Linked DNA regions of Homo sapiens: region 1 is linked to region 2. A link is an interaction called in ENCODE POLR2A ChIA-PET data of the cell type or tissue named here. Cell type or tissue: PC-9. All regions are shown on one strand. Each heading gives the region's core, and the rest is flanking DNA. Links, peaks and the distances in the headings are about the cores only. Region 1 has its middle 170 kb from the start of MIR3672. Region 2 has its middle 110 kb from the start of C1GALT1C1.

Evidence for each region. Peaks named below come from ENCODE experiments on the same cell type or tissue, not always from the same donor. Only the 100,000 strongest peaks of a DNase experiment are listed, where the experiment ranks them.
Region 1: POLR2A ChIA-PET joins it to region 2 with 5 read pairs; 1 of 35 experiments calls an interaction of 5 or more read pairs at or near these places.

The regions. Positions count from the first base shown.
Region 1 is chrX:121,528,457-121,544,677 of GRCh38, reverse strand. No RefSeq gene overlaps it. Among named protein-coding and RNA genes, the nearest start is that of MIR3672, 170 kb to the right of the region's middle. In PC-9, for the core only: no CTCF peak of the experiment used is centred there; no DNase peak of the experiment used is centred there; H3K4me3 peaks cover 724 bases.
Region 2 is chrX:120,727,431-120,743,651 of GRCh38, reverse strand. It overlaps the pseudogene GLRX5P1. Among named protein-coding and RNA genes, the nearest start is that of C1GALT1C1, 110 kb to the right of the region's middle. RefSeq lists an enhancer at 5,966-7,165. In PC-9, for the core only: no CTCF peak of the experiment used is centred there; a DNase peak (open chromatin) is centred at 8,791; H3K4me3 peaks cover 1,946 bases; H3K27ac peaks cover 3,837 bases.

The sequences.
Region 1 (16,221 bases), core at 5,190-9,189, 800 kb before region 2:
GCGCTGGGTAGGGTTAAGGACTTCCACCATGGCCTGGATGGCCAGGTTCCCTAGTAAAAATGTATATTTTGGAGGCAAATTATCCCCCTCTCACACTCTGGGGTCTTACAGTATTCCCACTGGGCTCATGGTATGGAATGCAGCCTGCCACTTCTTTCAAAGGGTCTGTCGTTTCTTTCAGTTATCCTGTCACAATTTTGTCTTTCCAAGTGGGAGAGGAATGCTAACAATGCCTCCCATCTTTCATCTTGGGGAATAAAAGTGTTTGGCTAAAATTTTAGTAACTAAAATATCAAAGTGAGCTTGCAGGAAGTCATCTGGTTCGATTGGCTTTCAATCTCTTACCAAAACCATCAATGGCCTTGTGAGGTTCATCAGAATGTCACAATTCCTGGGGCTCTAGAGCATCAATCAAACAAAAGGGGCTTTATTTCTCCAAAATCAGTAAATAATCAGGGTTTTTTTTTTTACCTCAGTAAAAGTAGAACTGATCTTGTGGGACATGTATTGATTAAATTTTCCTCATCCCAAGATCAAATATGTCCCAATCCTACCATACATTATTATCAACAATGTCAATTGATCTAGAATCTATGAAGCAGAGATATCTAATCAGAAGTCATGTACTTGAATGAAGTCCTCTCAAGAATAAAACTTGTTGGAGGCATTCTATCACCCAAACTGAAACTTTTCCCCATTCCACTAAGATCAGAAACCAAGCCATTACTGACTGGTGTATGCTAATTATGATTATCTGTCTATGCAATAAGATGTGTTCACGTGTGAATCATAATACACTTTTTTACTTGATACTTTTTAGAAAAATTATAATTCAATGTTTATTTGTATTTTGTCCTTAAACTTTCCTCACTGAGTTCCTACCTTCATGAAAATAATATTCTATTTTGTCTCAATAAATTTATACATTAATTGACTGCTGTGCACCCCATAAGGATTCAGTGGATATCGTCAGTGGATAGCACAAAGTCTGGAACACAGTAGGTTTCAATAAATTTCATCAATTAATGATGCTGGTCATGATACTGTTGGCTAATGAAAGACTAGAAAAATGGAAAGGAGAGATGGCCTACATGAGCTCCAAAATTAGACAAGAAAAATTATCTTTGTACTTCATTTTATAATTATAATTAAATTAACCTAAATCAACTTAAAATTACATAGCATTTTATAGTTTACAAAATAACTTATTACATATTTCATTTCATCTTTTTAACAATATTACTAAAATTATTTAAGAGAATTTTTATCATCCCCATTTAACAGATAAGACAGGTTCAGAAAGAGTCATTCTCTATGACCACATAGTAATGAATTCATGGGAATACACTCCACACTGATGTCTAGATTCACTAAATCCTTACCAAATTCCTGGATTGCATTTTTGCAAAAATTGACAAGCTAATCTCAAAATTCATATGGAATTGCAAGGGACCCAGAATAACATAAATAATCTTGAAAAAGAAGAACAAAATTAAGAACTCGAACTTCCTGATTTCAAATTTCACTACAGAGCTATAGTAATCAAAACAGTGTGGAACTAGCATATAGAGATATATAGAAATGTACAACAATAAAATAAAATTGAGAGTTCAGGAATTAAACTTTAGATTTAGAATCAATTTATTTCTGACAAGTTTGCCAAGAAAATTCAATGGGAAAACTAGTTTTTTTAAAACAAATTGTGCTGGGACAACTAGATATCCACATACAAAAGAATGAAGTTGTCAAGCCAAGGAAAAAAAAGAGAGAGAGGAACCAAATAAACAAAATTAGAAATAAAAAAGGAGACATTATAGCTGATACCACAGAAATACAAAGGATCATCACTGACTATTATGAACAACTACATACTAACAAACTGGAAAACCTATAGAAAATGGATAAATTCCTGAAAACATACAACCTACCAAGATTGAATTAGGAAGAAGTAGAAAACCTCAACAGATTCATAACAAATCATGAGATTGAACTGATAATAAAAAGTCTCCCAATAAAGAGAAGCCCAGTACTGGGTGGCTTTTCTGTTGAATTTTAACATATTGATAAAGAAGAACTAACACCAGTTCTCAAACTATTCCAAAAAAATCAAGAAGGAAGAGATTCTTGCTAACTCATTCTATGAGTCCAGATAAAACTTTAAATTAGGTTAAGCTGCTGAAATTTTAGGGCTATTTTTTTTTAGAGAAGCTCAGCCTGAATATCCCTAAATAATACAATGGGAACCTTTGATTGTCTGGTTAGCAGAATTTGATAATTTTTATGCACCATTGACTATTGTGTGTCTCCCATTTTTCCCCTTTTCTAATAAGAAAGTTTACTGAAATTATTACATCCCTGCTCTACCACTGGATATAGAGTGTGGAGGGTTAGGCAGGTAACCTGTATTTCAGTTCAGGGATAAGCACTAGAGAATAGTGCTTATCATTCAGAGATCTTTGTCTTCTAATTTGATACACTATTGATTTGAGTTGCAACTATGGGTTGTTCCCCTTGCTGAGAGATGAGTGTATTCTAGGTTTGGGAAGAAACACGAAATTGATATTTAGTGACCAGAAAAGCAGACTGTGGAAGAGACTATCACAGATATTCACCAATTTCATTTTATCTTCTTGGGAACAGAGCCTCCCTTGTATCTTGGTGGGGCCACATGACTATTCCTGGCCAAGGTAATGTGGACTGAATTAATATATATAATTTCCAAGGCTGATTCCAAAAATCTTCTCTGGCATCCTCAGGTCACTCTTTCCCATATCCATGTGAATAGAGATGAAAAACATTTGAGATGACAGAGATCCACAATACAATAAGCTCAGGTCCTTGTGTCACTAATTGGAAAAGAGTTATCCATAAATGTGATGTTAGAAAAAATATGTATTTTATTAATCCACTAAGATTGAGTAATTTACTTGCTCCATCATCTAGCATGAGTAATCATGAGTATGCAAGAACAAATATCACTATTAAGATGGCTCAGAAAACCCTCGGCCTCAAAACATCACTGAGAGAGCATATAGGAGGACTGAGATAAACTTTGACCTCCAGATACCACTAAATTCCCTTGCTAACAGAACCAACTCTTACCCTAATCAACTTACCTGAAGACCAAGTAACAACTTCTGAGGCAGTTACATAGAAAGTGAATGTCAGTTCTTCCTATTTCCTCCCTGTTAAGAGCCCTTAAGGCCACTGAGACCTGTATGTAACCGGAGTTAGATGGCAGAATGTTCAAAGGGACAAACTTCAAGGTTACACCTTGAATTGAAAATATTACATATCAAAATAATTTCAAGACTCTTGGTTATTACAACAAATTACTGGTGAATAGGTATGAAAATATATTCTGAGGATGAGAGGTCAGAAAGAGAACAAAATTTTAAACAAGGTAAATTTATATTATAGATACGAATGCACTTAACAGAAATTCTGGGTTGCAGGTGCTAATTTAAAGAGCTATATTTCTTTGTGCTTGATTGGTTGACTAAACTCAATATAGGCCTACTCTAAATGAAGTTAAGATGTGAGAAATTCCTATCTATAATTTGGAGGAAAAATGCCAATTTTCAGAGAAGTAGGAGCATTGGAATAGAATTATCATGTGTGACATACTAACCTACCTTTTAACTATCCTATGAGAGGATCCAAAAGACTCTTTCTTCCTCATGACATTGAGAAATCCACGGATGAAGGGTACACCAGCATCTATGAAAAGTGCTATGACAGGTGTCCTCCTTAGCCTGAAGATGAAGGGAGCAGATGCTGCAACTTAAAATGGCACCTAATATCAACAAGGGTAATGCTGTCTTAAGTGGCAGATGCCAAAAAGCAGTACCTGAAAACTAGAGGCAATGTATGCAAGGTTAATGAAATGAACAAGGTCAAATTTTTAATCATATTGATTTGACTCTTAATGGTCTTTGATAGAGGAAAACTAATTATTCAGTACCTATGACAAACAGATGGGATGCCCATTAATGTCTTACTTGACTGGTAAAACTGAAAACAATTCTAACTCTGGTTTAAAAATTCTAACTTGAACCATCAAAATTATGGGTCAAAGCCCCTCATTCAGGTCTCGTTCCTAAAGCAAGTTAATAAAGTCATCAACTTTGAATGAAAGGGAGACAGGGAATCCTTGAGGAAAGTCTTTGTTATAAAATCACTAGGACTTGTGCCATTATCAGTGTTCCTGTGCCCCAAGGAAAGCAAATTCTCACACTTTTCAGGAATTATGAAATAAAGTTAATATCTGAGAACTCAGAACACTACTGTAGTCCTCTGGTCAAAAAAGAAAATTACAGGCTCAGTTTGTAGATAAGACTTTTGTATTCCCGGGATTCTCCAAACCATCTTGTGGTTACCATTCCATTTACTGATATGTAGTTGGAATAGACATACTCCACAACAAGCAGAATCCTTATTTGGCTCCCTGACTCAAGGGGTGAGGGATCCTTGGAAAGCCCCTGGGTTCCCTCTCCTACTAAAATAAAAAAACTACTTAAGGAAATCAAAGTGGTTGATGGAACCATCAAATATTTAAAATATGTGCCTCCTTTTCTATCTTCATGTAAATCACCAGTTTGACCTGTGTACAAGACAAAGCCATCTTGGAGCAAAACAATGAATTATTTTAAGCTTAATTAGGTGATGACTCCAACTGCAGCCACAGTTGTAGACTAGTCAGTTTTCTGGAGCAAATCAATATAATTTCCAATACCTAGTATAAAGCTATAGCACTGGTAAATACTTTTTCCCCTATCTCAATAACTGAAGAACAAAAAAATGTTAGCTTTCACTTGGTAGGCATAGCACTAAACATTTACCATCTTGCCACAGAGGTATATCAACTCTACAGATTTGTGACACAATTTTGTCTACATGGACAGTGATCATTTTATCATCCCACAGAACAGTACACTGGTTGATACTAATAAAGACAGCATAACAGGACCAAGTGAGCAGGAAGTAGTAGGAATTATCTTAGACATCTTCATCAGACACCAGACACATGGCTATCAGAATGTAGAATACATCTCATGAAAATTAGGGAGTCTAAAGCATAGGTAAAGTTACTGGGGATCCAGTGGCTTTGGTAATGTGATTTCGTTGTAAATAATGTGATTTTCCTTCCAAAATGAACAAGTCCCTGCACCTTACTCTCCTAAACTTTAAGAAAGAGGTATAACACTCAATGGGACTTTACAAAAATTATGCTTGGGTATGCTGCTCCAATTCATATATCAAGTAGCCTACAAGGCCTCAGACAGAGATGAAAATAATACAAGCATCTCCAGATATTACAGGCTACGGTGCTTGCAAGCAAATTTGCCAACTGGCCATTATGATACAGCTCATCCAATTCTTGAAGTGTATTAGATTGTATTAAATTTTGTACAAAGTCCAATCCCTTATAAGAACATCACAGTAGAAGCTCCTAAAATTTTAAAGCACAACTATGACTTATCTAGTACGTATCAATTCTCCTTCATGGAAACAGATTTTGGCTTACTGGTTGGCCCTGCTAGAGACTCAAAGCCTGACAATGAAAAAACCTTTTAAGCTTTGTTTTCTTCACAAATCATATACGCGCAAAAAGTATTCTATTGTCAAGTAGAAGTGGTTTTGAGGGATTGCCTTAAAGGCACATGTAAATTGCTTGAGCAGCAGCAGGTGGCTTACAATGCCAGCGTGCCTACCTTTATCACACTACCATCACTCCTTCTACCCAAACTTATGGACGACTCCTTAAGAGAAAGAAAAATCAAGCCGCATTTTTAGGTAACTATGCACAATATGCTGGCACTTTCTTGAAGTATATTGCCTCAACATTTCAGTCCTACTCAACGGTGGCCGTGAAGAACAGTGAAGAAAGAAACTTCTCCCTGTGGACATAACTTTAGCAGCATTATTGTTATCCACTCTGCTTGTAAGGAGAGATGATCTGAGAAATGGATTTATATTAATTCTTGAGCAGCAGTTAACAGTTTGGTCATATTGTCTGGGACTTTGTCATATTATCTGAGATTGAAAGATTCGTGGACAAAGAAGTCTGGTGAAGTATGTAAACTGGCATTTTATGATTGGCAAAGAATGTGAATATTTCTGTGTCCTTTACTAATAATCACCCAAATTCCCCTCTTTATGGAAAGAAATTTCTTAATAATCCTGTGGACAAGATGATAAGTTATAAAGATAACAAACAGCCTCTTTCACTGGACTGTACAATGCCTTCTCAACGAGCTCAAGGATAAAGTGGTCATAGTAGCAGGGATGATGATCCTCTATAGTTTCCGTTTTTGAAATAAGAATGATTTCTGTTGTTGTTCTTGTTTCATCCCTGTGTCCTTTTTGAATGTGGATAATTCTTTCAATTTTCTTTTTTATAGTTTCTGGCTTTGCAGTAAGACTCACAAATGTTCTCCTCACCACAAAATTATTAAAACAGTCACCTAATTTTTCACCTGGTAGATTTCTGATGTTGTTTAGATTTAGTTTATCTAATATTTATTTTTTGGTAAGGAGTGAAATAGAGATACACTTTATTTCTCTCACAATGGCTAACTAGTTGTTTCCAACACCATTTATTGTATACTTTTTCTACTTTCCTGACAATAATAAAAAAACTTCTAGAGCAGCATTTGCCAGCACATTCTGAGAAACATGATAGGACTGGACACTAATGTCTTTCAAGAAGAGATATTTCCACAGTTAAAAACATTTGGAAAACCTAGAACAACTAAATTAACTATTTAAATTTTGGACTTCTCAGATGTTACATAACCCTATTCTCATTGAGCCTTTAAATGGCCAAGTAATCTATAGAAAATAATCTGAGGAACATTGCTTTAGAGATTTACTTTGAAAACCTATATTTCTGTTATTGTTGTTGTTTTCTATATATGGCTATAATTATATTTTTATAATTATAAAATATAAAAATATTTTATAATTATAAAAATATTTTTAATTATATTTCATTGACTTTTATATAAAAATGTTTTATTTTTAACATTCATTGAAATAATCACATAATTTTCTTCTTTTAAACCTATTAATATTATGACATAGGCCATACATTTCCTAACACTGAAAAACTAGTTGCTTTTCTAGAATGAATTCCACTGGATCATGGTGCATTACTTTTTCACACAGGTAATATAAATTGAGTGAAATTTACTTGTGTGTGTGTGTCTGCATGTGAAAGGGAGAGATAAGGAGGAGGACAAGGAGTGGTTCCTGTTTTAGGAAGTTTTCCTTCTTCCTTTAGGCCTTAGGACGGTTTAAAAAATGCAGAAATTGAGAGGGCAGCCAAGATGGCCGAATAGGAACAGCTCCGGTCTACAGCTCCCAGCGTGAGCGACGCAGACGACGGGTGATTTCTGCATTTCCATCTGAGGTACCGGGTTCATCTCACTAGGGAGTGCCAGACAGTGGGTACAGGACAGTGGGTGCAGCACACCGTGTGCGAGCCAAAGCAGGGCGAGGCATTGCCTCACTCGGGAAGTGCAAGGGGTCAGGGAGTTCCCTTTCCTAGTCAAAGAAACGGGTGACATACGGCACCTGGAAAATCGCGTCACTCCCATCCCAATACTGTGCTCTTCCGATGGGCTTAAAAAACGGCGCACCATGAGATTATATCCCGCATCTGGCTCGGAGGGTCCTACGCCAACAGAGTCTTGCTGATTGCTAGCACAGCAGTCAGACATCACACTGCAAGGTGGCAGCGAGGCTGGGGGAGGAGTGCCCACCATTGCCCAGGCTTGCTTAGGTAAACAAATCAGCCGGGAAGCTACAAATGGGTGGAGCCAACCACAGCTCAAGAAGGCGTGCCTGCCTCTGTATGCTCCACCTCTGGGGGTAGGGCACAGACAAACAAAAAGACAGCAGTAACCTCTGCAGACTTAAATGTCCCTGTCTGACAGCTTTGAAGAGACCAGTGGTTCTCCCAGCACGCAGTTTGAGATCTGAGAACGGGCAGACTGCCCCCTCAAGTGGGTCCCTGACCCCTGGCCCCCGAGCAGCCTAACTGGGAGGCACCCCCAAGTAGGGGCAGACTGACATCGTACACGGGCGGGTACTCCTCTAAGACACAACTTCCAGAGGAACGATCAGACAGCAGCATTCGTGGTTCACGAAAATCCACTGTTCTGCAGCCACCACTGCTGATACCCAGGCAAACAAGGTCTGGAGTAGACCTCTAGCAAACTCCAACAGACCTGCAGCTGAGGGTCTTGTCTGTTAGAAGGAAAACTAACAAACAGAAAGGACATCCACACCAAAAACCCATCTGTACATCACCATCATCAAAGACCAAAAGTAGATAAACCACAAAGATGGGGAAAAAACAGAGCAGAAAAACTGGAAACTCTAAAAAGCAGAGCACCTCTCCTCCTCCAAAGGAACGCAGTTCCTCACCAGCAATGGAACAAAGCTGGACAGGGAATGACTTTGACGAGTTGAGAGAAGAAGGCCTCAGATGATCAAACTACTCCGAGCTACAGGAGGAAATTCAAATCAAAGGCAAAGAAGTTAAAAACTTTGAAAAAAATTTAGGGGAATGTATAACTAGAATAACTAATACAGAGAAGTCCTTAAAGGAGCTGATGCAGCTGAAAGCCAAGGCTCGAGAACTACGTGAAAAATGCAGAAGCCTCAGGAGCCGATGCGATCAACTGGAAGAAAGGGTATCAGTGATGGAAGATGAAATGAGTGAAATGAAGCGAGAAGGGAAGTTTAGAGAAAAAAGAATAAAAAGAAACAAACAAAGCCTCCAAGAAATATGGGACTATGTGAAAAGACCAAATCTACGTCTGATTGGTACCTGGAAGTGACTGGGAGAATGGAACCAAGTTGGAAAACACTCTGCAGGATATTATCCAGGAGAACTTCCCCAATCAAGCAAGGCAGGCCAACGTTCAGATTCAGGAAATACAGAGAACGCCACAAAGATACTCCTCGAGAAGAGCAACTCCAAGACACATAATTGTCAGATTCACCAAAGTTGAAATGAAGGAAAAAATGTTAAGGGCAGCCAGAGAGAAAGGTCGGGTTACCCTCAAAGGGAAGCCCATCAGACTAACAGCTGATCTCTCAGCAGAAACTCTACAAGCCAGAAGAGAGTGGGGGCCAATATTCAACATTCTTAAAGAAAAGAATTTTCAACCCAGAATTTCCTATCCAGCCAAACTAAGCTTCGAAAGTGAAGGAGAAATAAAATACTTTACAGACAAGCAAATGCTGAGAGATCTTGTCACCACTAGGCCTGCCCTAAAAGAGCTCCGGAAGGAAGCATTAAACATGGAAAGGAACAACCGGTACCAGCCACTGCAAAATCATGCCAAAATGTAAAGACCATCAAGACTAGGAAGAAACTGCATCAACTAACGAGCAAAATAACCAGCTAACATCATAATGACACGATCAAATCTACACATAACAATATTAACTTTAAATGTAAACGGGCTAAATGCTCCAATTAAAAGACACAGACTGGCAAATTGGATAAAGAGTCAAGACCCATCAGTGTGCTGTATTTGGGAAACCCATCTCACGTGCAGAGACACACATAGGCTCAAAATAAAAGGATGGAGGAAGATCTACCAAGCAAATGGAAAACAAAAAAAGGCAGGGGTTGCAATCCTAGTCTCTGATAAAACAGACTTTAAACCAACAAAGATCAAAAGAGACAAAGAAGGCCATTACATAATGGTAAAGGGATCAATTGAACAAGAAGAGCTAACTATCCTAAATATATATGCACCCAATACAGGAGCACCCAGATTCATAAAGCAAGTCCTGAGTGACCTACAAAAAGACTTAGACTCCCACACAATAATAATGGAAGGGTTTAACACCCCACTGTCAACATTAGACAGATCAACGAGACAGAAAGTTAACAAGGATACCCAGGAATTGAACTCAGCTCTGCACCAAGCGGACCTAATAGACGTCTACAGAACTCTCCACCCCAAATCAACAGAATATACATTTTTTTCAGCACCACAAAACACCTATTCCAAAATTGACCACATAGTTGGAAGTAAAGCTCTCCTCAGCAAATGTAAAAGAACAGAAATTATAACAAACTGTCTCTCAGACCACAGTGCAATCAAACTAGAACTCAGGATTAAGAAACTCACTCAAAACCCCTCAACTACATGGAAACTGAACAACCTGCTCCTCAATGACTACTGGGTACATAACGAAATGAAGGCAGAAATAAACATGTTCTTTGAAACCAACGAGAACAAAGACACAACATACCAGAATCTCTGGGACACATTCAAAGCAGTGTGTAGAGGGAAATTTATAGCACTAAATGCCCACAAGAGAAAGCAGGAAAGATCCAAAATTGACACCCTAACATCACAATTAAAAGAACTAGAAAAGCAAGAGCAAACACATTCAAAAGCTAGCAGAAGGCAAGAAATAACTAAAATCAGAGCAGAACTGAAGGAAATAGAGACATAAAAAACCCTTCAAAAATTAATGAATCCAGGAGCTGGTTTTTTGAAAGGATCAACAAAATTGATAGACCACTAACAAGACTAATAAAGAAAAAAAGAGAGAAGAATCAAATAGACACAATAAAAAATGATAAAGGGGATATCACCAACCGATCCCACAGAAATACACACTACCATCAGAGAATACTATAAAAACCTCTACGCAAAGAAACTAGAAAATCTAGAAGAAATGGATAAATTCCTGGAGACATACACCCTCCCAAGACCAAACCAGGAAGAAGTTGAATCTCTGAATAGACCAATAACAGGATCTGAAATTGTGGCAATAATCAATAGCTTACCAACCAAAAAGAGTCCAGGACCAGATGGATTCACAGCCGAATTCTACCAGAGGTACAAGGAGGAACTGGTACCATTCCTTCTGAAACTATTCCAATCAATAGAAAAAGAAGGAATCCTCCCTAACTCATTTGATGAGGCCAGCATCATCCTGATACCAAAGCTGGGCAGAGACACAACCAAAAAAGAGAATTTTAGACCAATACCCTTGATGAACACTGATGCAAAAATCCTCAATAAAATACTGGCAAACCGAATCCAGCAGCACATCAAAAAGCTTATCCACCATGATCAAGTGGGCTTCATCCCTGGGATGCAAGGCTGGTTCAATGTACGCAAATCGATAAATGTAATCCAGCATATAAACAGAACCAACGACAAAAACCACATGATTATCTCAATAGATGGAGAAAAGGCCTTTGACAAAATTCAACAACCCTTCATGCTAAAAACTCTCAATAAATTCGGTATTGATGGGATGTATCTCAAAATAATAAGAGCTATCTATGACAAACTCACAGCCAATATCATACTGAATGGGCAAAAATGGGAAGCATTCCCTTTGAAAACTGGCACAAGACAGGGATGCCCTCTCTCACCACTCCTATTCAACATAGTGTTGGAAGTTCTGGCCAGGGCAATTAGGCAGGAGAAGGAAACCAAGGGTATTCAATTAGGAAAAGAGGAAGTCAAATTGTCCCTGTTTGCAGATGACATGATTGTATATCTAGAAAACCCCATTGTCTCAGCCCAAAATCTCCTTAAGCTGATAAGCAACTTCAGCAAAGTCTCAGGATACAAAATCAATGTACAAAAATCACAAGCATTCTTATACACCAATAACAGACAAACAGAGAGCCAAATCATGAGTGAACTCCCATTCACAATTGCTTCAAAGAGAATAAAATACTTAGGAATCCAACTTACAAGGGATGTGAAGGACCTCTTCAAGGAGAACTACAAACCACTGCTCAAGGAAATAAAAGAGGATACAAAGAAATGGAAGAACATTCCATGCTCATGGGTAGGAAGAATCAATATCGTGAAAATGGCCATACTGCCCAAGGCAATTTATAGATTCAATGCCATCCCCATCAAGCTACCAATGACTTTCTTCACAGAATTGGAATAAACTACTTTAAAGTTCATATGGAACCAAAAAAGAGCCCGCATCGCCAAGTCAATCCTAAGCCAAAAGAACAAAGCTGGAGGCATCACGCTACCTGACTTCAAACTATACTACAAGGCTACAGTAACCAAAACAGCATGGTACTGGTACCAAAACAGAGATATGGACCAATGGAAGAGAACAGAGCCCTCAGAAATAATGCCACATATCTACAACTATCTGATCTTTGACAAACCTGACAAAAACAAGCAATGGGGAAAGGATTCCCTATTTAATAAATGGTGCTGGGAAAACTGGCTAGCCATATGTAGAAAGCTGAAACTGGATCCCTTCCTTATACCTTATACAAAAATCAATTCAAGATGGATTAAAGACTTAAACGTTAGACCTAAAACCATAAAAACCCTAGAAGAAAACCTAGGCATTACCATTCAGGACATAGGCATGGGCAAGGACTTCATGTCTAAAACACCAAAAGCAATGGCAACAAAAGCCAAAATTGACAAATGGGATCTAATTAAACTAAAGAGCTTCTGCACAGCAAAAGAAACTACCATCAGAGTGAACAGGCAACCTATAAAATGGGAGAAAATTTTCGCAACCTACTCATCTGACAAAGGGCTAATATCCAGAATCTACAATGAACTCAAACACATTTATAAGAAAAAAACAAACAACCCCATCAAAAAGTGGGCGAAGGACATGAACAGACACTTCTCAAAAGAAGACAGTTATGCAGCCAACAAACACATGAAAAAATGCTCACCATCACTGGCCATCAGAGAAATGCAAATCAAAACCAGAATGAGATACCATCTCACACCAGTTAGAATGGCGATCATTAAAAAGTCAGGAAACAACAGGTGCTGGAGAGGATGTGGAGAAATAGGAACACTTTTACACTGTTGGTGGGACTGTAAAGTAGTTCAACCATTGTGGAAGACAGTGTGGCGACTCCTCAGGGATCTAGAACTAGAAATACCATTTGACCCAGCCATCCCATTACTGGGTATATACCCAAAGGACTATAAATCATGCTGCTATAAAGACACATGCACACGTACGTTTATTGCGGCACTATTCACAATAGCAAAGACTTGGAACCAACCCAAATGTCCAACAATGATAGACTGGATTAAGAAAATGTGGCACATATACACCATCGAATACTATGCAGCCATAAAAAATGATGAGCTCATGTCCTTTGTAGGGACATGGATGAAATTGGAAATCATCATTCTCAGTAAACTATCGCAAGAAGAAAAAACCAAACACCGCATGTTCTCACTCATATGTGGGAATTGAACAATGAGAACACATGGACACAGGAAGGGGAACATCACACTCTGGGGACTGTTCTGGGGTAGGGGGAGCGGGGAGGGGGTACGGATAGCATTAGGAGATATACCTAATGCTAAATGACGAGTTAACGGGTGCAGCACACCAGCATGGCACATGTATACATATGTAACTAACCTGCACATTGTGCACATGTACCCTAAAACTTAAAGTATAATAATAATAAAATTAAAAAAATTAAAAAATGCAGAAATTACCAATTTGTTGATATTCTGAAATACACATGCATGCATACACACACCTACACACACACACACACACACACACACACACACACACGAACTGAATCTCGCATTTGTTTTTCTGTTATATTTTAACTGGAAATGAGAAAAAAGATGACAAATAAGCTAGAGTAATTAATAAAGCACTTTTCTGACATCTATGGAAAAGCAAAAGCCTCCCCCCACTCCAACCTTCTGCTCTTCTATCCTACCCGTCCCAAGGAGTAAACATTGCTAAAAGATAAGGTAAGTATTTCCAGATTTTCTCTATATCTATATGTGGCAGCTAGTTTCCAAAGATGCGCCCTATTAATAAACCATACCTCGCAGTACACACACTCTTTTTTAATCCCTATTCCTTGAACCTGGACTAGTGCTATGGCTTGATTTTGACCAATAGACTATAAGAAAAATAATGCTGTATGATTTTGAGGCCAGATCAGAAACCAGAAGACTTACAGCTTCCACGTGGATATCTTACGATGCTTGATTTTGTGCACTCCATCTCAGAACCCAGCCACCATTCTATGGAGAAGTCCAAGCTGCACAGAATGGCCATATGTAGGCCATTTCCAACTAAGCTCCCAGTGGACAGTCGGCATCAACCACCAGACATGTAATTCAACTATTGGATTTCTAAGGCCAAGTCAAGACTTCAGATCATTCCAACTCCAGCCATCACTGACAACAAACATATGTGAGAAGTTCAAATAAATACTACCCTGATGATAGCAACTGACCCACAGAAATGTGAAAATAATAGTTTCAAGCCGTTAAATTTAGAAGTGGTTGGTTACTTGGTAACTGATAACCAAATTATTATATAAACTATACGTGGAGGCAGATTTACACGTAGGTACACACTTTTCATGCATGTGTAGAGGGTACACAACTGAGTTTTGTTCTATATCCAGCTCAGCAACTTGCTTTTTATATTAATATGTCATAGACATATTTCCAAGACTTCCTCACATGGCCTGTGCCTCCATCTCTATGTTCTTTTTCAGTCCCTTATAAGGACACTGGTCACTTGACTCAGGGCCCATTCTCATCCAGAATGATGTCTTCTGAAGATCCTTACTCATAGTTACATTTGCAAAGACCCTTATTCCAAATAAGGTCACTACTTGAGGTTCTAGTGGACATGTTTTAAGGAGGACACTATTCTACCCACTACAAATAGTGATTTTTTAAAATACATTTTTATGTTGTCAATAATATTTTGAAATTTATAAAAAATATTTGTTTCATAGACTTTTTTTTCATTTAGCTATAATTGGGAAAATAAATCCAACATCACTGATACTTTCAAACTGAGTTCCTGCCTACTCTGCTTTACAGAATCTGAAAAAGCATATGGCCCAGTCTAATCTCTCTGAAGTGCCAAATGTCACAGAATATTTAATGTATAAAACACAATATACCTACCTTTATTAGCCCAAGATGCTTCCATCTATTTGGCTCTTGATAAGATGTCAAAGCAGCCATACCCTTGCATTCTTTTGGAAATGCTAGAGTTAAATAATTCTCCACGTATCAGCACTGAACTTTGATATTCTCTGAGTGCTTTCCTTTATGCCTATTGGTGGACAAGGCAGACTACAATTATATTCACTATTTATCATAAATTCCTATTATCCTTTAGTTCTCTCTTGCCTAACCCCCTCAAAATCAGTATCACTAAAAGGGTACTCTAAAGCAGCATTCCCCAATATTTTTGACATCAGAGATGGGATTCATGAAAGACAATTTTTCTACAGATGGGGGCAGGAATGATTTCGAGATAAAACTGTTCCACTTCAATCATCAGGCATTAGATTCTCATAAGGAGTGCGTAACCTAGATCCCTCACATGTGCGGTTCACAATAGGGTTCATTCTCCTGTGAGAATCTAATGCTGCTGCTGATCTGACAGGAGGCGCAGCTCAGGCAGTAATGCTCACCTGCTGCTCACCTCCTGCTGTGTGGCCTGGTACCAGTCCGCGGCTCAGGGGTTGGGGACCCCTGGACTACAGCACAGTTAAGTTCTCTGCTTTATACTCCCACATTGCATCTCACTAAGGCAAGTGGGATTTTTTAAAAAAATATACAAAAAGAACAAAAATGAAAAAACAAAAACAGCCAATTTATCTCAACAGAGTTCTAGTCCTAACACCAATATTTTCTGAAAAGCCTAAGACATTTATAATTGTTTTTTTATTTGCTTATAGTGACCATCCTCTGCCTTAATTACCAAAATTCAAAAACATTTCCATTTTAAATTGTCTCAAACTTAATAGTTGCACAAATGGTGAAGTCTGAAATCAAGAGTCATAGATGAGAAATTTTGATATAATTGAATGTGAAGCATTTCATCTGAGGAAAATAGATTTACTTTAACAAACACAAATTTAATAGCACGGGATATTTTGAATTGCAAAAAGCAATCATTACAAGTATATGCAAAATTAGTTACATTTTGTCAACATTCTGTAACTTCTTTTCATTCAAAAGAATTTTTTTTTCATTTATTTTTTGGTCTATGTAATATAATTTACATTCAGAAAGCTGATTCCAGTGCAATGTCAACAGCTTAATGGCCTTGGTTATGTTACAACCATCATCCAAACACAAGTGTAGTGTACAGAAGAAAAATGGCAAACGAAAGTTATAAGAGAAAAAGCAAACTAGATAAAATATAATATTGGTT
Region 2 (16,221 bases), core at 7,108-11,107:
TTGCCTCTACCATGCTTTTGTGAACCCAGCCCTCATATCATCTGAGATTAGGGGGAAAGGAAGTAATTGGAAAAAGGCCACTCATGTCTACCACAGGTGGCCTAACAGTGTCTCAGAATCACTGTACTCCAGGGTTTCTTGGGAACAGAACAGAGGGGCAGAAATGATCCACACCCACCTCCATTCCACATCTTTTTATTACCCCATAAAACCACCCAGGTGCCTGTGCCTTTCAAACAACTCCTGAGCACAAAACCCTGGGAAGAGTATTTAAAGTGTATTGAGGGTGGTTTGTGTTCTTCTCAGGGGCCTCACTCTCAAGTAGGCCAACTTGCCCTTTAGTGCTGTGACTAGGCTAAGGTAGGTAAGTTAACACTAAGCCTTCCCAGTCCAACTCCAAAGAGCACGTGGGAAAAACTCCTTCCTTACAGGAGCCTGCGAGACATCTGCAGGGAAACAAACAGCCCCTCCTTTCAGCTCACTAGTCCAAAAACTACTTTTGCCAAGCATTGATGCTGCTTCCGGTTCCATCTGTCTTTCACTTGAATCCGCATCATTTCTCTTATTTAAATAGCCAAGTGAGGTCCTGGTGGTCCTCTCTCATTCTCATATTTGGTTTCTTTATTTCCATGGGAATAAGCATGAGGCCTGTAAGCAAGTGTCCTTTTTGCTTTCTCCTATTGAATATTCTACATGTAGTGGCTTCCTTTGAGTCCTACATTTTTGTTTATCAGGATAAGTTGACTTTAGGCTGAAAGTTTCAAGGGCCTTGACTGATTTGGGTTGGCTGTTGGGAAAAGAGATTTAGGGTAGAATAAAGCAGTAGGGTTTTCTAAGGCACACAAAAAGGAGAAAAGATAAGTAGGGGACAGGGCTCCTGAAAGACCAGCTGTTCCATCCAACTCTATCTTTACGCACACTATCAGTAGGGGCTTATTTAAGACAACATTCCACCTCCACCCCCCCACACACTGTTCAGCTCATTAGGGGGTCTACTGGCTTCTCAGAGCTTCCAGCAGTACTAAGGGAGATGATCTAACTCCAGCCGCTAAGGGTGTCCCAGTAGCAGAAGGCTTCTTAGGCATTTTGCCTTATTAAGCAGACCAACAACATGGTGCTCCAAGGGATAACTACCTGGGAATAGGGTTGCCAGATACATTACAGGATGAAACATTTGGGATATGCAAATGCTAAAAAAAATCTCTTGTTTATCTGAAACTCAAATTTAAGTGGACATCCTATATTTGTATCTGCAAAATCTGGCAAATTAGCAAATTTAGCAAAACCCTACCCAGAGACCCCATATGCGACTCTAAATTATCCTCTGATAAAGGGGTGAGAAATAAGGGTCCCCCAAGCTAAAATGTACTTTTTTCAAATTGTCTAATGAGAGTCAAACTCTCCGGCCCTAACCCCAGTCCCCAAACATGCAATAAGAACGCATGACTAGTTTTTCTGTTAAGAGCAGCTGGCTATATCCCTGCCTCCAATTTTCACTTGCCCTAGGTTAATTGTCCACTTTTCTCACACAAAATGAACTCTTCCCAGGTGAACTCGGCCATCTGCAAGTTTTAGAGAAATGTGTAGAATGTCTCTACATGAGGCTAGGCATGGAGATAGTCACTTAGAGGTCTCCAAGAATGTTCTCTGATTGCTCCCCATGGAATCAGCAGAGTTCAGGAGGAAGAAGGAGGGAATTATCGTCCAGCCTTTCCCCTGTGACTTCTAAGTCCATCTCTTCAAGCCGCTGCAGCCTGCAATCCCCAGCCTGGCTCCAGTAGCTTTGTTGGTGGAAACATCATTTTGCTCACAAAGACAGACCGAGATTTTCATTTTATTAAAATAAAAGAAATTTAAGATAAGATTTTATGAATATTTAGAAAAGCAGCATGTTGCATGATATAAGACATATTTACATGCCACAGAAGGAGCACAAATATTGTACTTCCAGGATGCTTTGAAAGGTATTGGATTGTTCATTGTTTACTAGCCTCCAGGCATTATTACACAAGCTAGCTTGGGAAAAATGGTGACTGCTACAGAGGCTTGGAAAATGTATAGGACACTTTCAGATTTAAAGCTGCTCCTCCCAGTACTACTTGGCCCACACAGCACACAGAAAACAGACAGGCAAGGTGGTGGGCAGGTGGGTTTCACTGACACCTCCCGAAAGGGACATCATCTGAAAGTGACCGCAGGCCTTGGGGCTCTGGCTTTACAATTGTCAGCAGCTCATAGATTAAGCTTTAACAGAGGAATCCTGTCTGGTTATGGCTCTCCCAAGGCACCTAAGCTTGAAGTCTCTCACCATTTTATTCATTTAATCAACAAACATTTAATAAATTTCTATTGTGTGTCAGCGAAACTGAGAGAGCAGTGGAAAAAACTGATACAATCCCCAAACTTGTAGAGCTGAGGGACTAATGGGAGACACAGACAAGGAAATGAGCAATTACAATACATGATGTATAAGTGTAAGTGCTGGCCGGGTGCGGTGGCTCATGCCTATAATCCCAGCACTTTGGAAGGCCAAGGCAGGCGGATCACCTGAGGTAAGGAGTTCGAGACCACACTGGCCAACATGGTGAGAACCAGTCTCTACTAAAAATACAAAAATCATCCAGGCATGGTGGTGCACGCCTGTGATCCCAGCTACTTGGGAGGCTGAGGCAGGAGAGTCGCTTGAATCCGGGAGGTGGAGGTTGAGGTGAGCTGAGATCATACCACTGTACTCTAGCCTGGGCAGCAGAGTGAGACTCTGTCTTAAAAAAAAAAAAAAAAGTGTAAGTGCTATAGGAGCACAAGGAAGAACCCCTCACCCATTCCAAGAGCATCTGGGAAAGGACCCCTATGGAAACTGAGGTCTGAACTGAGGCCTAAACGATGAAAAGGAGTTAAGGGAAAAAAGCTGTTTTAAGCAGAGGGAACATGTCCCAGTGACCAGAAGGGAATTTGAGGAGTAGAGGAATGGAGGCATGGAGTTCGAGGGCTAACCATCATCATGCATAGCATTTAGCTAGGATGTCCTGTGGGCCAGTGCTTTGCTAAGCATTTAGCATACATTGTCTCATTGGAGCCTCACAGCATCCCTCAGATGAGGCACAGGGAGATTAAGAGCCTTACCAAAGTCAAACCTCTGGTAAGAGATGAAGACAGAATTGAACCCCAGCCATCTAGCTCCAGAGCCAACATTCTTAACCTCCACTCTATAAAGCGAAATCTATATCTCAAATGAATAAAACAAATGGTGGAACTTCAGCACAGGACTCTAGCCTTCACTCCTGGAGCCACCAACCCCAGCCATAGGTCCAAATCTATCCCAGCTTCTGGCCCTTTTCTGACCTCAGAACCTCTGTCCAGTCCCTGGTTTCTTGCCAATTACCCGTGCCCAGTCATGACTCTCCCTTTCTGCTAGATCCCTGGTCAGCATGTCAGGTTCCCAGAGCTGAGACTGACTCCCTAATTCTCATGAGAACTAAAGTCTTTCTTGCCTCTGAATCCCAGTTCCTAGTCCCCTCTTATCAGACCAACTGGTATCACACTATGCCTCCTTCTCTGGATTTCTTACTATTCTGGTTTCATTGACATCTGCAGATCACTTCCGTGTCTCTGTATTTCTGGCCGATCTCTAAGGTCTAGCCATCCTCAGTCTAGCCTGACCCGAATTGGGAGGAGAGAAGTGGAAAGAGACAGAGACTTGTGAAGGCAGGAAGGGCAACTGTATGAGAGGCTGAGCGAGTGGAGAGATTTGAGAATATGGGTAAGGCTGAGGCTGAGAGCCTAGAAGCAGAGCTGGCTTTATTCTTAGGTGGAGTATGTGACCCAGACCCTTCCAAAATACCCTATTCCAATAGCTACTTGGGGGAATGAAATCCCTTTAAGAGGATGTTTGCAAAGAACTGAGAATATAGAGCCCAGGTGAGGAGAAACACCTACTGTACTTAATGTTACAGTAGAGTACATGCCTTTCTAAATGTTCACTTTGGTTGAGGAGGACACTCAGTATCTGAAAGAAAAAGGGAGAGAACCTTGTAGTGAAGAATTGTAGCCAAAAGGGAGAGTTCAAGAATATTCACAGGCATAGATATCCCAACCAGGCAGAGATGACAACTTGACTCAGGTCCAGCCTTGCCTAGACATAGTGCCTTCATCATACTACAGATGTGGTTTCTTTTTGGATGTGGTTTCTGACTTTGTTTGAGCAGATGGCCCTGACAGAAAACTTAACATTATCTGCTGTTTATTATGCACTGCCCTGTAAGACCACCACATGTGTGATAGTCCCTACAATATAGGAAGGAGCCAATTGAAGAGTTCATATTTTGGGCAACTCTACTCCCTTTTTCCTACTCCAGAGTTTAGGGACAGCTGTTGAGCAAATGGAGGAGGCAGTTAGAACTAGCCCAGGGCTTCTCAAATTTTAGTGTACACATGATCACCTGCAGGTCTTGTTAAAATGCAGATTCTGACTCAGTAGGTTTGGGGTGGGATTCAGAGTTTGAATTTCTAAGAAGCTCCAAGGTAATGCTAATGCTATCAGTTGGGGGGACACACTTTAGATAGCAAGGCTATTTCTGCCATTCTGCATTCTAATACATTAACCTGCTTCCTCATAACCTGTGAAGTGCTGAACAAATATGAAGGAATCATATTGCACTTTTATTTGATGAACCTGCCAACCCTAAATAGAATGAACAAATAAGCCCCATGAAGGAGAGAGAAGAAGTGGTGGCTGCCCATTAACAACAACAACAACAGTAAAATTATACAGGCCAAGAGGGAGAGTTATATTTTCCCCAAGTTTCCTACAGCTGTTTATTGGTCATGGGGCGCATAAAACATCTTATGAATGTTTCACTGCCGAAGAAAAATTGCTTCAAGCTGAGCTAGGATAGGAGTTAGGTATTACCATGGATATGAATATATTTTCACAGTTCAGCTCAATTACCACATTGTTTATCATGTTGCTTTACAACATTGCAGACTATTAAAGCTACTTTTTCATTTTACAGTATAGGAAACTAAGGCTGGCCAGGCAGGTGATTTCAATTTGCTCAAAGTCACATGGCTAGTTAGTATCAGAACTGAACTAGAACCACCCAATGAGCACAGTGCTCTTTCTACTGCAAGGATTTGTTAAAATAGTGTCTGAACAGGGGAAAGATTTTAAGTTAATTGGTCACAAGTGGTCCCCATACCCTGCTGTGGGGAGCTTAGCGGAGGTTCCCTGAATAAAAACATAGTTTGGGACTGGAGAAGAAATTTTCCAGGCTCTCGGTCACTCAAACAAATAGACATCTTTTTGAGCATGGATTGCCCATTTGTTTATTCAACAAACACTTGTTGAGCCCTGTGCTGGCTGGGGATAGAAATTTTTTTAAAACCCACAGTCCCTGCCTTGACAGAGCTTAGAATCCACTGAGGAGAGACTGATGTATAAATACTAAGTTCAATAAACTCCCATAGCTATTGGGGGGGGGGGCACAAGAGATGGTTTCAGAAACGAAGTAATCAGCCAAAAAGGAAAGCAGGCCAGCTAATCACTGAGCATGATGTAAGGCAGAAACTTAAGTGCAGTATGGTCAGAGTTTAGTGTAAAGAGGGAGGGAGGGATCTTTGTAAGCTACAGAGTTCACGGAAGGCTTTTTGGAAAGGTTAAGTCTAGAAGTAAGCTTTGGAGTATGTGTAGGAATCATATAACCAGAGAGGATACTTCAGATGAGGAACAGCATGAGCAAAGGTAAAGATACAAGAAAGTATATTGTCTATTTGGGGATGGCCCTTCAGATATTAAGTTTAAAACTGTTCTTAAATCACCCTTCACCTTTTGCTTCTCTTTTGCCTTTCCTATAAGTACCTCTGGCCAGCAGGTTACATTTGAATTGTTTCTTTACTCTCCAACTTCACTCTTCATGCTCACTGTGCCTCTGGTAGTCTGCAAGGCCACCATGTACAGTTGTGCATGTTGTTCACTGCACAAAGGATACCCAGTCATGGAGGTGAATGGGGGCTGAAATCCATACTGCACTGTACTCACCAAGTAATGCTTTCCTTTCCTAGTTTGATACATGTGCTTGCTAGGCCATGCCCCCAACCCAAAAAGGAGCACTTTTTCCAGTTTACAGAAAGGTACCCTAGCAGTGGCTGAGGCACTAAATCATATGTAGATGAAAGGTAAATAAGTGAGGTAAATAAGATTTATCTCTGATTTGTTCCAGCTTCAAGTCTTTACAGCTGAAGCCACTAATGAAGCCACCACAGTTCCACCACAGTTTTTATGCTAATCATGACTAAAGTAGGAAAAGTAGCAAGAGCCCCAGGGACCCTTCAGGAAGCTTAGAAGTGTCACTTCCCTGGATCCTGCATGAGGTGACCCAGAGATGACCTATGCCTGATGTGGCTCCCTTGATTTCATTTCTCTCTAATCCTAAACTGGATGACTAAGTGGTACCATTTCCCCTGACTCAGTTATTCTTTCTCATAAGAAAACTACACTTCTGTATGACTCACAACCAAGCTTATTCCTTATTTCTTATCTCCCCTACCTGGCAGTACCACCAAAATCATCCTTAGAAATCAACTGGACACGCACTTGCCATACCCACCTACCATGGTTGGTAGTCTTGTGCCAAATCCTGACTCCCTTTTCCTTCCCACCTGTCCTGTGCCACCAAGAGCCACTCTTCCCCACAAGCTACCAATCGGAGCTTTCAGACCTCCAAGTTTCCCTGGCTTTATCAGGCTTAAAGGGCTAAGCCTCTATAATATAAAAACCCAATAGTACAGGGAGTCAAAGAACTCACCACTTGTCAAGTTTCTCTCCACTTGACAGTCCAGAGCACATAGGTGGCCTACTCAACTCATTCAGTCACTCATGGACTTGGGTTGATTCCTTCATGTTTCTCTGCCCTTCTGTAAGGCAACAGCCTTATCTGCCAGTTTCAAAGCTGAGTAATGTGTGCTATGGGCACATCCATATTTCTTCTGTTAGAGGAAAAAAGTAAAGAGAAGCACATGTGCAAAGTTTAAAGAGCTGGGCCTAGAAAAAGCACACATCACTCCTACTTACATTTCACTGGTCTCAGAGCCACACCAGACCACAAAGCGGGCTGGAAAATGTACGTAAGTACCTAGCTGGACATCCTCACCCTGGCTACAGGTCTATTATTAAGGAAGATGCCAAACTATCAGTAAAAAGCATCTATTTTGTCATAATTTTTTACCCATGATAGAAACTTCATGATCAAGTATAATAAAGTTCAACCAATTTAAATAGAATCAAACTTAATGTATTAATAAATGTGTTTAAAGCATAGCATATACTTTTCCCTTACGCACTGTTTCTCAAAGTGTGGTGCATGGACTCTGGGTGATCCAGGGCCACTGATCATTCCCAGAAACCTAGCCAGTGACAGAGGAAAAAGCAATAATATTATTTCTTTACATACCTTCCACATATTTGAGATGTAAGGCTAATTATGATTTTTTACAGCAATCACATTACATTCTTTTTGTCAAATTACATTCTTAACCATCCTTATGTATTTTTTTTTTGAGACATGATCTTGCTGTGTCACCCAAGCTGGAGTGCAGTGGTGCGATCCTGGCTCACTGCAACCTCCACCTCCCAGGCTCAAGCAATCCTCCCACCTCAGCCTCCCAAGTAGCTGGGACTACAGGCATTCACCACCACACCTGGATACCTTTGGTATTTTTTTGTGGAGACCAGGTTTAGCCATATTGCCCAGACTGGTCTTGAAGTCTTGAGCTCCAGTTAAGAGAATAAACTTCCGGCTGGGTGCGGTGGCTCACGCCTGTAATTCCAGCACTTTGGGAGGCCGAGGTGGGTGGATTGCCTGAGGTTAGGAGTTTGAGACCAGCCTGACCAACATGGTAAAACCCCATCTCTACTAAAAATACAAAAATTAGCCAAGCGTGGTGGCACATGCCTGTAATCCCATCTACTCAGGAGGCTGAGGCAAGAGAATCACTTGAACCCAGGAGGCAGATGTTGCAGTGAGCCGAGATCATGCTACTGCACTCCAGCCTGGGTAACAGAGAAAGACTCTGTCTCAAAAAAAAAAAAAAAAAAGAAAAAACTTTTGAGGAGGTCGAGGACCCCGAGAAATGAGGGGGTTTGCCTAATGTCAAGCACTGGGTGTGCAAACCTGCAGCTGCTGTGACAGTTTCTGGCAGTGAGTCTCTGACACGAACAGCTCCCTCTGTTCAGGGAGGACCCGGGCACCCTCACTTTGAGTCTTGGTCTTACTTTTCATCTAAAAGGGTGGAGCGGATCCCCAGCTTTTTCAGTTCTTCCACCAGGTCCCCATTCTGGTGCATCTGGGCTCCATTCCTTTGTTCTTCCCTCTAGCTGAGGAAAAATAACCACTAACCCTGAGGAGACAGCCTGTGAGGTTTAGCTCATAACTGACATGTGGGTCAAGTGAGGCAAACTGAATAGACTCCAACATCATAGCCTGGCATTGCTATTTACCCCCCTCTAGTAAAAACAAAATTCCATCTAGTTCATGACATCTGAAAGGAGGTATCTCACGCTGCCTGCTTGGAGGGCAATTCATTTGGAAATCTCTCTGGGAAAGCACAGAGCAGAGCTGATTTATGGCACCACCACAGGGTATCACTGCAAGCATCAGGACCAAGTGGAGGAAGTGCCACTGCCCAGCCCTGAGGCCAGCATTCCAGCCTGTGAACAAATCCTGTGGGTTGGAATGCTGCTGCTAACCCAATGAGATGGACTGCTGGCCCACGCGGCAGCCTCTGACAACACTTAACTGTGAGAGACCTGGGCTCTGGGGAGGCCTCTTCCTGCTGAGTCACGGCGATGTGACCACCAGGGTGGGAACCGAGCCCAGGAAAAGTTCTTTCTGGACTAGGTCGACCCTTGTGCAGATTACTGGTTCATGCTGAGTGCTTTTCCCTGAGACATCAGGGCCTCTGTCACCCTTTCCAGACCAGCCCCTCTGGCCACTGCCATGCCAGGATGTATCTTATGGCACTCTTGGGACTCTAGGGTGAAGAACCCACCAGATTTAGAAATTTTGATGACTCAGGTACATGGAAATGTGAAGGTCTCTCAAGCTATCAACAAAGCAAACAAATTTAAAAAAATGAACAAAATCTCTATCAGGGCCTGGCGCGGTGGCTCACGCCTGTAATCCCAGCACTTTGGGAGGCCGAGATGGGCGGATCACAAGGTCAGCAGATCGAGACCATCCCGGCTAACACGGTGAAACCCCATCTCTACTAAAAATACGAAAAAAAATTAGCCGGGCGTGGTGGCGGGCGCCTGTAGTCCCAGCTACTCAGGAGACTGAGGCAGGAGAATGGCGTGAACCCGGGAGGCGGAGCTTGCAGTGAGCCGAGACAGCGCCACTGCACTCCAGCCTGGGCGACAGAGCGAGACTCCGTCTCAAGGAAAAAAAAAAAAAAAAAAGTCAATGGGATTTTTGGGGCAGTAAAATTATGTTGATTTTTCCTCTTTTTATTTTGCTGTATTTTCCAAGTTTTATATTACTTTTATGTTGGAAAAATAAACTTTACTAAGGAAAAAAGGTTTGTCGAATATTAAAGTAACAATAAAAATAAGCCTGTGTGTGTGTGACAATATCATATAAGCAGTCGAAAATGCAAATATGAAGTAAGAAGATAAATGTCTGAAAATTTGATTTTATTAGACCTGCCATCCATTTGCCCCAGTCTCCAGCATGCTCTTTATAATAAAATGTATCAAATTGTAGCACGAAGTCATCAAAGCTTTTACATAACTTTCTTCCTGTGTTGGCAGTTTATTTAAAAAAAAAAAAAAACCCAGTTATCACAGTTTCTTCTTTGTCCATCGTTTTCCATAACGGAAGAAGCTATACATAATTTGGGGGAAGATATTGTCTTTGCAGACTGACATATTTGCAGAGGGGTCATGAATAATGATTCCAAAGCTCCTAGTTTAACTCCTGAATCAGGCAAAAAATAAATGGCAATATAAGAACAAATTTTGTTTACAGCAATATCATAATACAGCATTGAATTATTACAGTGCAGTGGTTGTAATTAAGCTCACAATAAAATCTTATTAGCCCAAACACCAGACAACCTAAAATCACCCGACTGCTCACGAACGGAAATGATCAGTGCAACGCAGTTGTCTCAGTAGTGAAAACCAAAATCGGTAAGGTTTTTCTGGCAGTGAGTCTCTGACACGAACGGCTCCCTCTGTTCAGGGAGGACCCGGGCGCCCTCACTTTGAGTCTTGGTCTTTCTTTTCATCTAAAAGGGCGGAGTGGATCCCCAGCTTTTTCAGTTCTTCCACCAGACCCCCATTCTGGTGCATCTGCAAAAGAATGTCACAGCCCCGCACAAACTCGCCGTTGAGGTACACTTGCGGGATGGTGGGCCAGTTGGAATAGTCTTTAATGCCTTGTCGCAGCTCGGGGTCGTCCAGCACTTCGTAGGCCGCATAGTCGCGGACGCCGTGCACCCACAGGATCTGCACCATGGCGTTGCTGAAGCCGCACTGGGGTTGCTCCGCCGTCCCCTTGAGGGAAGACAACCACTTTGTCCTTCACCAGTGCGTCCAGCCGCTCCCCTGAAACACCACCGCCCGCACCCGAGCCCGCCGCTCGGCCGAGGGACCCGCTCATCCCTGCATGCTCGCCGAAGCCCACGACGCCCCAGGTCTTTGGCTGGCCACCTAGAGCTCTCCTCGGCCCACGGCCGCTTTTACATAATTATTAATCAAAGTACAGTTAACCCTGTGATAAACCAATTGAATATTTTGAAAGCAAGCACGAAGTAATTCTTTGCTGTATGAAGTTGATGAATATTGTGACGAAGGCAGGGAAGATATAAAAGCTATGGGGGTTTCATTCAACGTTATTAGACCTCTTGGCAAAACAAGTACAAATCACTTCATTGCCAAGAAGCTTATAAAACCAGGCACAATATCAATGACAAAGTGACTTAGAGAAAGCAGAGTGAGTCATCAGCAGAATTTTTATAACAACGTCATAGGACATCCGTAATATCTATGGCACACAATATAAAAGGCAATTATTATCACATGTGGACACCAGCAGATATTCTACTTTAGAGACAGGTAAAAACACGGATATGCAGACTCTTGGCATAGGAGTGGTATGTACACACACAGACACACACACGCACACACACACAAACACACACGGGAGAAGTGCTCCACATTTTTGACACTGAAATCCCATGCTATAAGAGAAAAGAGGTTTTTTTTTTAAATTATGCTTGTTACCTTAGATACAGATTTTCATGCAGTTGTTGTAAGAAATACTGCAAAGAGAAACCATGTACCATTTTCCCGGTTTCCCCCAATGACAGTGTCTTGCAACACCATACAGTATCACAACCAGGATATTGGCATTGATACAGTCAAGATACAGAATGGTTCCATCACCACAAGGATCCCTCATGTTGCCCTTTTATAGCCACACCCATTATCTCCAACTCCACCCCCTTCTTAACTCCTAGCAACCACTCACATGTTCTCCATTTTTATAATTTTGTCATCTCAAGGATGTTATACATTTGGAATCATATATAATCGGGTCATTGCCTTTTTTCACTTAGTACAATTTTTGTAAATCCACTCAAGATGTTGTACATATCAATAATATGTTCCTTTTCATTTGTGAGTAGTGTTCTATGCTATGGATATACCACAGTTTGCTTAACCATTCACATGTTGAAGGACATTTGGGTTGTTTCCAATTGGGGGCTATCAGGAATACACTGCGGTGAACATTTGTGTACAGGTTCTTGTATGAACATAAGTTTTTAAATCTCTGGGATAAATGCCCATGAGTGTAATTGCTGGGTTGTATGGTTGTTGCATGTTTGGTTTCATTAGAAACTGTTCAACTCTTTTCCAGAGTAGCTGTACCATTGTACATTGCCACCAGCAATATAGGAGAGATCTAGTTTCTCTTCATAAAAGGAAAGGTTTTTAATTTAGTTAACAAGTGGTTTTTTTTAATGAGTCATGAAGTAGATTGGAAAAGGGGCACTGCGGCCAATTCTGAAGAGCATTAGCCATGACTGCCGCCCAGAAATATGTAGCAAATAAAAGAGGTTGCACCCGTATGTGAAGCCACTCACGACTTGATTAACAATGATCAGCAACATGCCTTCTGATCACAGTTCAGTATTGAAAAAAACAAATACTGTGAGTATAATAAAATTTTGGCCCCTAAGAAGATGTCTTCCCAGCATGCTGTACAAAGAAATAAGCAGTAAATACTAATCTCCACTTTTCCACACTAAGCATGCCAGCTGTTGAGAGAAGCTGCTCTCCCATAACTTTTTGATACAAGGGATAGGGAAAGGGACCTTATGAAAATGATAATGCCACTAAAGAGCATTTCTCATATTCAAATGCCTTGCTGAAGACATATTTTATAGCCACATTTTCAGAATATTAAAGAACCTGTAGTTATTAGCTCAGTGGTGAAATACTGCCATGTTTAATGTTAAAGATAAAATAATCAGAATTTTTTAAGAAGACTGAACTATGATGCAAACAGCTTTGTCACTAAGAATTTGATTCTGTCCCAACATGTGGAGACTTTATGCACTTCTTGAAGAAAGAAATCGACTATATATGATTGGGTATATGTAAATATCACGTTCAAGTTCTTCAGTGGAACTTGTAACCACACTTTTTTGAACTAAATGCAGTCAAAGTGGTAATTTAGGAATGCACACCCATCTGTTTCCCAAGTTCAACTATTCTGTCTTCTAGCCTTTGACTGTGATTTGTTCAGGGACTTTAGTATCTGATGGAGTGCTTCAAAGTACTATCAGGGAACCGTCCTTGTAATATCTAGCTTTTTGGATGTATAATATCTATAGGTTTGATAAGGCCACTAAATACTTAAGGCAGTTCCCAATGACCTAGGATTCTGAATTAGAATTTTTAACTTTTTATTATGAAAAACTTCAAACATGTACAAAAGTAGAGTAGATAGGATAATGAAAGTCCAGGTATTCACTACCCAGATTCAATAGTGGAATAAATGCTTCTGGTGCCCTACATCACAGCCTCTTTCTCCACCTTGCTCAGCCAGAGCTGGGGTAGACAGTTCTATGTAAGCTCAGACTCACATCACCCTAACAAACAGTATCCTGCCCCAAAATCAAGTTTCTCTCTTCTGCTTCTGCCCTCAAGGCCTTCATGAAAGCCAATCCACATGAAAACACCTCCTAGCCTTGGAGATAACCCTCAAATGAGGGGGACAATAACTGGTGGATGAGAGCTGCAACCTCTCATCCATCAAAGGGAGAGTTCTGGGAGAATGTTCTATAGCTTCCCCCAAGCAGTCTAACCAGAATTCAGCCCTTGTTGCCCAATGCAGCAACCTCATAATGCACCTTTGCACTGACTTTTTTTCTTTCTCTAATTCTCCTTACTACCTCGCTCCTGCTTCCTGGAATAACACCCTAAATATACTAACTGCACCCATGTCCTTGCCTCAGACTGCTGTGGAGGAATCCAACTAAGACAAATAGTTTAAAATTTTTTAGCACATATACACCATGGAATACTATGCAGCCATGAAAAATGATGAGTTCATGTCCTTTGTAGGGACATGGATGAAGCTGGAAACCATTATTCTCAGCAAACTATCGCAAGGACAAAAAAACAAACACCGCATGTTCTCACTCACAGGTGGGAATCGAACAATGACAACACTTGGACACAGGAAGGGGAACATCACACACCGGAGCCTGTTGTGGGGTGGGGGGAGGAGGGAGGGATAGCATTAGGAGATATACCTAATGTAAATGACGAGTTAATGGGTGCAGCACACCAACATGGCACATTTATATATATGTAACAAACCTGCACGTTGTGCACATGTACCCTAGAACTTAAAGTATAATAAATAAATAAATAAATAAATAAATAAATATAAAAATTAAAAAAAAATTTAGCATTCTTATTTCACCTATCCTGTAATATTGTGGAGCATTTTAAAGTGTTTTTAAAGCTTGACTTTTTAAAATTTAATAGAAATAGGAAGGAAAGAAATCAACTCAACATGGAAGCTGATCTGTGATCAAGCTGTGTGTCACCAAGGTAAACCTATATACCTTGGTGAATTATTGCCCCTAAATATCATCTCTTTCCTTAATATAAAATCATTATTAAGTACATTATTTCAAATAATACTTTAATGTGATGGTGAAATGAAAAATATGATGGAGATTCATTTTAGTTTACCTCAAGGATGGTCTGTGTCAGCAGGGTGCCCTTTTTTTCCCCGAGACAGAGAGACAGAGTCGTGCTCTTCCACCCAGGCTGGAGTGCAGTGGCACAATCATGGTTCACTGCAGCCTCAAACTTCTGGGTTCAAGTGATCTTCCTGCCTCAGCCTCCCAAGTAGCTGGGACTACAGGTGTGCACTACCACACTCGACTAATTTCTTTGTGTATCTTGTTGAGATGGGGTCTTCTATGTTGCCCAGGCTGGTCTCAAACTCCTGGCCTCAAGCGATCCTCCAACCTTGGCCTCCCAAAGTGTTGGGATTACAGGCATGAGCCACCATGCCCAGCCCAGGATGCCCATTATGTGGCTCTTGAAAATGAACTATGAGGCCGGGTGCAGTGGCTCATGCCTGTAATCCCAGCACTTTGGGAGGCTGAGGCAGGTGGATCACCTGAGGTTGAGAGTTCGAGACCAGCCTGGCCAACATGGTGAGACCCTGTCTCTACTAAAGACACAAAAATTAGCCAGGCATGGTGCCTGTAATCCCAGCTACTCAGGAGGCTGAGACAGGAAAATTGATTGAACCCAGGAGGCAGAGGTTGCAGTGAGCCAAGATCGTGCCACTGCACTCCAGCCTAGGGGACAAAGAAAGACTCCATCTAAAAAAAAAAAAAAAAAAAAAAAAAAAAAAAAAACAACTATGAGAAATGCTGACTGTTCAAAAACTCCCCAGGGCTGTTCACAGGAGTCTGTGAACTTCATCAAAACGTATGCTGATGTGTGTATATCCACATGTTCAGTCATTTTCCTGGAGGAAAAAGTCAGTAGCTTTCACCAGATTCTAAAGCAAGTCCTTGACCAAAAAAGGGTTAAGAAACACTGATGAAGGGATATCGGGCACTATGACCTCTGAGTAGGGATGACTTTATTGTAGAGAGAAAGTGCTTCTGGAACTCTTTAAATCATTCTACGTGGCTGATCATCATCTTCACCAAATTGCACAGTTAGCCTCATTATGTGAATCTAACTAGAATTGATATGATTACAATAAAAGGATTTTTCCTGCTCAAGGTCTAGTTTATAAAGAAATTGAATTTTCCCCTCAAGGCTTCATTTATAATAAAATGACTTTTTTTTCTTTCTCAAGGCCTTGTTTTCAACATCTGGATTACATGATCTGGTTCCAATATTTTCCTCAAAGCTATCTCTCCTAGCCTCAAAGAACTTTTGAGAGTTTGCCAATCAACAGGAAAAACATTTAGATTACAATACATGCTCTTTCCAGACTAGCCCTAGTTCTCTCAGATATTTCTGTACCCTGAACTGGTGCACTTCCAGGAATATGAGGGATTTTGCACCAGCTGTTGATGAAACAATTCCTTCCACCTGTGTCTTGTCCAGTCCCTAAATTACTAACTCAGAAAGGAAGTTGGAAAGTTAAAGAGGCACACTTTCTCTAAGGAGCCTTAATTAGGTTTGGCATTTGAGTTTGTGGTGTTTTTCTTTCCCTATTAACAAAGGACTATTTGTACATCATAAATAGAAGTAGAGGAAGAAAATGATATCTTAAATCATCCACTTAAAAACCAAGACAAAAATGGTACAGGTGGCTTTTTAAAAGAAGGAGGAAAAATCCCCTCCACATAAGCCCTTTTCTTGAATAGGCCTCTAACTAGCCCTGGTGCAGCTGCAAGGATGCATTTAATGATTCTGTGATTTATTGCTCTACAGAGGATATTCTCAGCCATCATCTGCAGAAGAGGCCCTAGCAATATGTAGAATGGGAGACTAAGAACGTATTGGAATGGGCTAAATTTTCCATGTGGTTTCCATTTTCTTTCTTATTGTACATCAAAAGTATTTTTTTTAAGAAAACGATTTTTAGCCATCACAAATATCATAAAAGCACCCTGCCCCTAGGGCAGCTTGCAGCAGGCCTGAGCCAGAAACTGTGACTAGAAAGAGAA